2 separate regions of the Homo sapiens genome follow, and region 1 is linked to region 2. The links are chromatin contacts, found by Hi-C or POLR2A ChIA-PET in ENCODE. All regions are on one chromosome and are shown on one strand. The core of a region is the stretch at or near the end of the contact, and the rest is flanking DNA. Distances in the headings are between cores, read along the strand shown. Region 1 has its middle 34 kb from the start of MMP7. Region 2 overlaps LOC105369460 (a long non-coding RNA gene).

Region 1 (4,136 bases), core at 358-2,857, 300 kb after region 2:
TCCAGCCTGGGAGACAGAGTGAGCCTCCGTCTCAAAAAAAAAGCACTAAGAGTTGTCAGAAGAGTTGAGAGTCACAGGGATTGGGGACTGGGATATAAATCTTAGCTGGTCACGACCCCTAACTCCTTGGGTCTCCTTTGTGTACTCATCTGTAAAGTGGGTATGATGCTGATCTTTCCTTCATAAAGGATTTTTTAAAAAAGATTATATTAAATAATAAGATGAAAGAAGCTGGCACAATGTAGAATTTATTCAATGCTATTTTCTTCTTGTCGCCTATGAAAAAATTTTACTTTCTATTTACTTTAATTCTGACACCAAAGGCTATCCTTTTCCTGTTCTACACCATGCACATTCTAAACTAGTTCCATTTCCTGGTACTATCTTCCTGTTCCAACTCCCCTTTTTATTTATGCAATGCCCACTCTTCCTTTTCCATCTGCCCAAATTGTGTACTTCCTTCAGGATGAAATTCAAAACCTCACTCCTCCAAAATCACTCATGGGCCCCTTGACTTTTCTGGAATTCTCTTATAGAACTACTTCAGCTCTTGGCTATGTTATCTCTGGTGTTGACCATTTTATTAATTTCATCTTGCCTTCCCAATGAAAATGAATGTTCTTTGATGGTAAGGAATTTGTCTTTTTTCCCTTTCTTTCTTTGCATTCTTTTTTTTTTTTTTAAATAACAACCTCCTGTCCAATTATATGGTATTTGTATTTTTCTGTTCCCTAGAGTGTAGAGCATATGAAAGATAGTTAAAAATACAGCAGAAACTTGACACTGGTGAGGGATATGGGTAAGCCATGCTATAATGTGGATGCCCACGGGCCAGAGGGATTTACTGCTCATGTACTTCTCCCATCTATACCATCCTCATGATGCAAGTGCACCAAATTTGCCCTTTAGCAAAATGGCAAACTCATGTCCTTGGACATCTTGTGCTTGCAAAAAGCTGAAACCTCAACTGTCAAAACCTCAAATGCCAAGAGTTTCTTATGTTTTTGATAAAACTGTGGTTGTACCCAAAAGTACTTGATGAAAATTTTTTATTTAGCCCATTATTTTGGCATTGTACTGCCTCAGTACTCATCTCCGATTACCTATCAGGTGTGGGTTTGAAGGGTGGTTCCAGGGTGAATACAGACAGAGGAATATCTTCTAGTTCTTGCCTGGAGGCTCTGGACCCACCCGCACTTTCCCAGACCTGAAGGAACAGCAACTACCAGATGCCAAGCACTGCCTTTAGGTGCTCAGATGAACTTCTGAGCCATATCACCTGTCCTCAAAAGCCCTGACCCAAGCAGTGTCCCTTCTCTCAGATGTCCCCTCTCTCAGTAGGTTCACCCAGTAACCAGTTTTATGAAGAATAGTGTTTTTCAAAATGGGAAGAGAAAGCAGTGCTTTGACTTAGAGGACTCTCTTCTGTTCAATTTTAACTTTCAATGTATAGTTTTTAATTGTAGAAGTTACTTCAAAAGGAAATTAAAGAATTGAAACCCCAAGTCCCAGCATATTAGGAACTAATATTAGAGCTTACTTTCAAATAATGGCTAACTCTAGTGGAATGCTTACAAGGTACCTGTGTTGGTTTTTCATCGCCCTGACACATACATGAAAGTAAGTCTCTTCCAGAGAGTATCTGATTCTATGACTTTCTCTGATGACTCACCTATGACTTTCTCTGATGACTAGGCTATTTTATAGCTCCCTAGAAATAGAAACTAAGTTGTAGAAAACTGATAACAATGCAGGTTTTTCCTGTCCACAGTAATGCAAATCATTCTTTTTTTTATTCTTATTTTTATTATTATTATTATTTTTTTTGAGACGGAGTCTCACTCTGTCGCCGAGGCTGGAGTGCAGTGGCGCGATCTCGGCTCACTGCAAGCTCCAACTCCTGGGTTCACGCCATTCTCCTGCCACAGCCTCCCGAGTAGCTGGGACTACAGGCGCCCACCACCATGCCAGGCTATTTTGTTTGTACTTTTAGTAGAGACGGGGTTTCACCGTGTTAGCCAGGATAGTCTTGATCTCCTGATCTTGTGATCTGCCCGCCTCGGCCTCCCAAAGTGCTGGGATTACAGGTGTGAGCCACCGTGCCCGGCCGCAATTGATTCTTGTTCACAGAAATGCAAAGGCATATTGCATTTAGAGATAAAACTTTATTATGTTTTATAAAACATTATAGAGATAAAACTTGAAAATGTTTACTGACCTATGGGATATCAATCAGTTTTGCATTTATTAGCAAAACCATTTTAGCATTCCTAGTTGCATGTATACATCTCCAAATTCTCCTCATTCTCCAAATTCTGTTTCCTCATTAATTAATTAAATCAACAAATTATTTGACACAGGTTCATTTTACATGTGTTTGAGAGTCATGATTTTACTTTGTAAAAAATTATAGTTTAGCAATTTTGAAGGTTCCACTGAAAAGCCCAAGTGGGCTTTCCTGACAAAGTAAACTTCTGATGGGGTTCAGGACACATTACTCCAAAATATAGCACCTTGGCATATTAAATATTTTAAGCTGAAGACATTTGAAAAGCAGGAAGTTCACTCCACTTTCCTCCCAGTCTTTCTCTCCTGAAGCAGACCATGAAACCTAGGAAGGATTTTCTGATCTTTCCCTGAAGAAAGAGGCCGGGTGCCCTCCCAATACCTGGAGGAAAGGAATGTCCTTATCTTTGAAGATAAAATGACACTGAGAATAATCTGTACAAACAAGATGAAACTGCCTTTGCAAAATTATGACAATAAGAGAAATCTGACATACTTGACTCCATCTTGTTTCTGACCTCCAAGATGTCCTTGGTCATTCCTGGGCATAGGCCAACTTAACTTTGGGAGAAATTTATTTTTTTTATTTTTTATTTTTTTGTGATGGAGTTTCACTCTTGTCACGCAGGCTGGAGTGCAATGGTGGTCTTGGTTCACTGCAACCTCCACCTCCCGTGTTCAAGCAATTCTCCTGCCTCAGCCTCCTGAGTAGCTGGGATTACAGGTGCCTGCCACCACGCCAGGCTAATTTTTATTTTTTTTTCGAGATGGAGTCTCGCTCTGTCGCCCAGGCTGGAGTGCAGTGGTGCGATCTCGGCTCACTGCAAGCTCTGCGTCGCAGGTTCACACCATTCTCCTGCCTCAGCCTCCCAAGTAACTGGGACTATAGGCGCCCGCCACCTCACCTGGCAAATTTTGTATTTTTAGTAAAGATGGGGTTTCACCTTGTTGGCCAGGCTGATCTTGAACTCCTGACCTCAGGTAATCTGCCTGCCTTGGCCTCCCAAAGTGCTGGGATTACAGGCGTGAGCCACTGCACCCAACCTGTTTATAATGTAACTTGCAAGCAAGGATGAGAATAATCCCTCAGTAAACAAATCCCCTCCTTGTTTAGGGACCAAAGACCATCTTTGTAAGACTAATGAAAGGCCCCAAGAATAGGATTATGTGGGGTGGTGGGCTGAACTCTGCTAAGATGTAGGCATCTTTCTATAATCCTTTACTGCTCAGGAGTCATGTGGCCAGAGGTCACAAGATTTGTGACTTCCTTAATTGCTCCTGTAGATAACATCACGATTGTAATACCTAAGATTATTTTTTTTTGAGACACTTTCTGACAGACCCAACATGGACTCATGACTCAACTGAACCTGTGGCCCCACTCAGATGTGGACTCAGGGCTTGAGGACTGTTTTCCACACCCTTATGATTTCATCCCCTGCCAATCAACAGCACCCATTCCCTAGCCCTCTGCCCACCAAACTCCACAGAAACCCTAAACTCTGAGCCTTTGGGGCTATTGATTTGAGTAATATTATAATTCTGTTTCCTGCATGGCAGGGCCAGCCTCGTGTCAATTAAACTCTTTCTTTACTGCAGTGCCATGGTCTCCATGAATCAGTTTTGTCTGTGCAGCAGGCAGGAAGAACTCATCAGGAGATTGCAAAGATTTGCTGTTTTCCCCATTTTATTACTATTAGATCATACATTTTGTCCAAATATATTTCTCCATGACAGTTCACTTGTCATCAAACTTAATATAAAAATATGCAGATTCTACCATTTTTTTTCTGGTCTTCATTTTTTTAATGAAAGCTTCTGTGTCATGTGAAACTTATATTAAATAAATT
Region 2 (4,274 bases), core at 1,237-3,736:
CAGTTGAGCAGATGAAGCTTTGCATGACTCCTTTCCTGCAGGAGATGCTTAGTTAAATCAGAGGCATTGCTCATTCTAAAAATTTGATCCAAATCTAGAGTTAGTGTTAAATGACACCATATGTTTCCTTTGGTTAAATAAGGTCAATAAATCATGTTCCTTTTTGTTTCAGAAAACTGAGATATTTTAGTCTATTCATGTTGAAAGAACACTAATTGTGAATTTAAAAAACATGAAGGGGTTGTGGGGCTCTAAAAAACATGGAGGGGGAGCGTGGCCCTAAGTCTGTACTTGGCCTGATGGTCTTATCTTCAGAATTCTGGGGTATATGAGGTATTACTATAAAGATACAGGTCTGCTTCAAAAAACATATATCTTATTTTATTTTATTTTTTAGAGATAGGGGCTCTGCCGGGTGCAGTAGCTTATGCCTGTAATCCCAGCACTTTGGGAGGCCGAGGCGGGCGGATCACGAGGTCAGGAGATCGAGACCATCCTGGCTAACACGGTGAAACCCCATCTCTAGTAAAAAATACAAAAAGTTAGCCGGGCGTGGTGGCGGACGCCTGTAGTCCCAGCTACTGGGGAGGCTGAGGCAGGAGAATGGCGTCAACCCGGAAGGCAGAGCTTACAGTAAGCCGAGATCGCGCCACTGTACTCCAGCCTGAGCGACAGAGCAAGACTCTGTCTCAAAAAAAAAAAAAAACAGATAGGGGCTCCCTGTGTTGCCCAGACTGGTCTCGAACTCCTGGGCTCAAGGGATCCTTCCACCTTGCCCTCCCAAAATGCTGGGATTACGGGTGTGAGCCACTGCGTCCTACCACAAGTATGCTTTGCTTTTGTTTCTTTTTTTTTTTTTTCCTTTTTTAACTTCTTATTTAAGAAAAAAAAGAGAGAGAGAGAGAGACGGGGGATCTCACTTTGTTGCCCAGGCTGGTCTCAAACTCCTGGGCTCAAGCAATGCCCACCTTGCTTTTCTTATGGCTTAAAGTAAGTAAAATAAAATGCTTTGAGAAATGATGGCATTGTTAAATAAACATATAACAAGAAAAGACAATACTCACTTGAATATACAAGTTAAAATTTAAAAATCATCAGTAACTAAATGAACATCAGAGTTAAGCACGAATTCCTTCCTTCAAAAAATGAAAAATCTCATTTTCATTTTTTGAATGAATACTCAGGCCTCTTTGATTATTATAACGATCCCAAAGTCCCTATACTACTCAATAATTATTTTGCCTGAAAATATGTGGAGGAGGAGGGGATTAATAAAGATAAAAATCTCTTAATTGAATATAAACAATTTAACTGTTCAAGAATTCCCCAAGTAAATTTTATCTACATAGTGTGGGTTAAATGTGGGGGGAAAAGGGATGGTAGATGCAAAATGCAGTTATTTGCTTCAAAAATCTATCTGTGTGAGTAGCTCCAATGTATAAAAGATCAAATGAAGAAAGTTTTACCGGCTTGTTTCCAATGCCTCCGACTTATCTGGGTGGATCTTCCCCTCTGACTCATTCTGGAACAGTCCTCCATAAGTCAAGGAGACAGTTTACAAGCTGGGGAGGTTTCCCTTCATAACGGCTGAGGGAACTTATTCTCTCCACAACCACGGTTCAATGTGTCAGGTACTGACATAAGGAAAGAATGTCTCTGACCTAAGGAATTCATAATCTAATAGGGGAGACGGACAAATAAATAGGTAAGTTTAAAAATGTCAAGTTCCCTGTCAAGGTAGAAAAGTATAGGGTGTCTTGGAGCACAGAAGAGGGTGTCCAGAAAGGCAAATGCAGATCAGATACAGAAGCAAGGCGTTGGGGTCCAAAATGCCCAGGTGGATGTCCTGGTCGGATCTCCAGAGTCCTACAGAGGACTTCCTCCACACAGGGCGGGTCAGTTTCAACCCATGGGAATGAAAGGGGGGGAAAACATGGAGAGCAGCTTCCAGCGCAGGGGGAGGAAAACATTCCCCAAGGAAATACTAGATTCCTGAAATATGTCCAGCCCTTGTGGAAAAGATGTAGTTCGGGCTGCAATTCGAGCAAACTTCGGAGAAGCTTCAAAAGCTCCGACTTGGCAATTCAACTCAAAGCGCTCTTCCAAGCTCTTCCTATTCAACTGCAACTTCTAAGGCAAAGTCATTGTTTACAGCCTGGCGGAGTTGGAAGAGTCTCCAAAAACACAACTTGCCGTGACAGTTGGAGTTTATAACCACCCTCGGACTTTAATGACAGGCAAGTCTGAGAAGCTTCCAGCACCACGGCCTGACTGACTTCTGCGGGGCTGGAGGGAACGGTGGGTCCCAGATTTGGGACCACCCTTCTGCAGTGAACACCTCCCCCACATTCTCGTTTGCCACGCCTCTAGGCCACCTGGAGCTGAAGTTTCGCTGTTTTCCACGGCATTTCCGGAATGCCAGGGCATGCCCTGTCAATCCTGCACGCCCTGCGGCCGCGCTGCTTTCTCCACCGGGGCAGCGCTGAGTAGGCGGGGCATGCGGGTGGGGCGGGGCTCCAGCCAGGGTGGGTGGGGCCTCTGCACGAACACCTGCCTGTACTTGGGCCCGGAGCTTGGATCTCTGCCCAGAGAGCTCCGGCAGCCCCAGTCATCCCCGGCAATCAGGAGGCAGCGCCGCTCGGCTGCTGCAGAGGGCGTTGCCCGACTTAGCGACAATTTTGTCCTACCTCCTCTATACACCTTGCTCAAGTGACTGGACTCTCGAGATTCAATTTCCTTATTCACAAAATGGGGTTGATTATCGTTAAATTTCACAGCTGTTTGAGGATTAAAAGAATGACGTATCTATATTGTTTATGTGCCAAGCACTGACACTTATTCATTAGTGCTCGTTTCTTTCCTTTTTCTTTCCAAATTCAGTCTGATTCAGCAAATAGCTACCGAGGGTCTACTTGTTTCCAGTCACTGGGGATTTAATGGCAAAATAACCCTCAAGAAGCTTATTGTCTAGTGGAAAAGACCAACAGGTAAACGGGCAGTGGGAAGTGCTGTGAGGGTGGAATTGCTGGGTGTTGGACAGGTAGAGGGGGCTGTGGAGGAAGAGCACGTTGCAGCTAGTTAGAGAGGTAGGATGAGAGCAAGGACAGGGAGAAGCTGGAAGTAGTACAGACCCTCTGGAAAGGTGAAGCTGGATCATGGGGCCAGATCATGAAAGAATTCCTAAATTATAAATTCTAGTGGCTACAGATTTTTATGTTGAAGCAGAGAGGAAACATGGAAGTATCTTAAGCAAGAGACTATGATGTGATTTGGATTTTAGAAAGATTCCTCTGGGTAGAGATCACATCGATGCAAGGCACAATTTAGCTCCTAAGCTCATTATTAGCAGCTTCATTTGAGGGTCACATAAAGAATTCCCCTAGGGTCTAAATAAAGTATTTGGAATTTTTTAGGTCAGGCCATGTAATTCTGAATTCTAGAAAATGACTAGAATTGGTTAGTTCTTTCTCTATAACTGGAATTGAGTTGGGTTTTAATATCCCCTCTATAAACCAGGCTTGATTTCAAACCAAATTTTATTACTCAGTTGGAAAAAGAAAACTTTTATACCTACATTAATCAACTGCCCCTTTGTAAACTTGCTTTCTCACTCACCTCCACGTGCCTAGCTTCTGGGATCAAGAAACCAGGAGGCAATGAAAAGTGTTATCAGACTTGCATTAAGACCAGCCCCTCCTTAAAGATGTTCTGGAGACAGAACTTAATCAGGTGGAGCTGGGCAGGGCTGAGGCTTCAGGCTCAGGCTCGCAGGCTGGTTTGGGGGATTAAAAGCCTAAACAAGTTAGTTGGGTTGTTCCTCTCCCATCATTTCCTGTTAGGTGATATGTGAGTTGGTTATGTTCTTATTTTAATGATTCACCCCTGAACATTGCTTCTGAAACAGCAGTTTGCAGGGTTAGCGAATAACTGTGCTGTCATCCCTATTTAAACCCAGTGAACAGTGATTTAATCTCAGATGTGCTCAGTGCAGGCTTCAGGTTCTCTCTGTCTAGTCCTATCATTGCATAGGATGGGTGACTGAGCTGGTGTGGGGATGAATTAATTGGCTCCTCCTCAGAGTTCCTCCAGGTGGGCAGGTTCTAAAAGAGTGAGTCTTGTCAGCACCAACTCCTTTTTTGTGTGTGGCAGAAGGTAGGTCTGAAATTTTGCCCTGAGTTGCTCCTAATTTGTTCAGTGATCTGGAATTGCTCCTTCCATTCTTTGAGGCTTAGTTATAAAACAAGAGTTTGATAACATGCTGGAAATTTCCTTCC

Evidence for each region. A loop is a pair of places that touch in the nucleus more often than their neighbours do. ChIA-PET counts read pairs that join two places held with the same protein, here RNA polymerase II (POLR2A). Pooled maps may share reads with other maps.
Region 1: a loop to region 2 is called in a pooled map, with 2.2 times the contacts of the local background. The contact joins two enhancer-like sites. A Hi-C loop is called at or near these places in 2 of 50 pooled maps. POLR2A ChIA-PET finds 5 or more read pairs at or near these places in 2 of 52 experiments (OCI-LY7 and activated T-cell).

What each region holds. Positions count from the first base shown.
Region 1 is chr11:102,562,669-102,566,804 of GRCh38, forward strand. No RefSeq gene overlaps it. Among named protein-coding and RNA genes, the nearest start is that of MMP7, 34 kb to the left of the region's middle. Within about 2 kb of position 1,608, at least 4 of the 41 ENCODE cell types and tissues checked have a DNase peak (open chromatin) inside an H3K27ac peak, as active enhancers do.
Region 2 is chr11:102,266,250-102,270,523 of GRCh38, forward strand. LOC105369460 (a long non-coding RNA gene) reads left to right here. Exons shown (of 5, transcript XR_007062863.1): 2 at 2,881-2,987. Among named protein-coding and RNA genes, the nearest start is that of BIRC3, 49 kb to the right of the region's middle. RefSeq lists a silencer at 2,500-2,609. Within about 2 kb of position 2,487, at least 17 of the 41 ENCODE cell types and tissues checked have a DNase peak (open chromatin) inside an H3K27ac peak, as active enhancers do.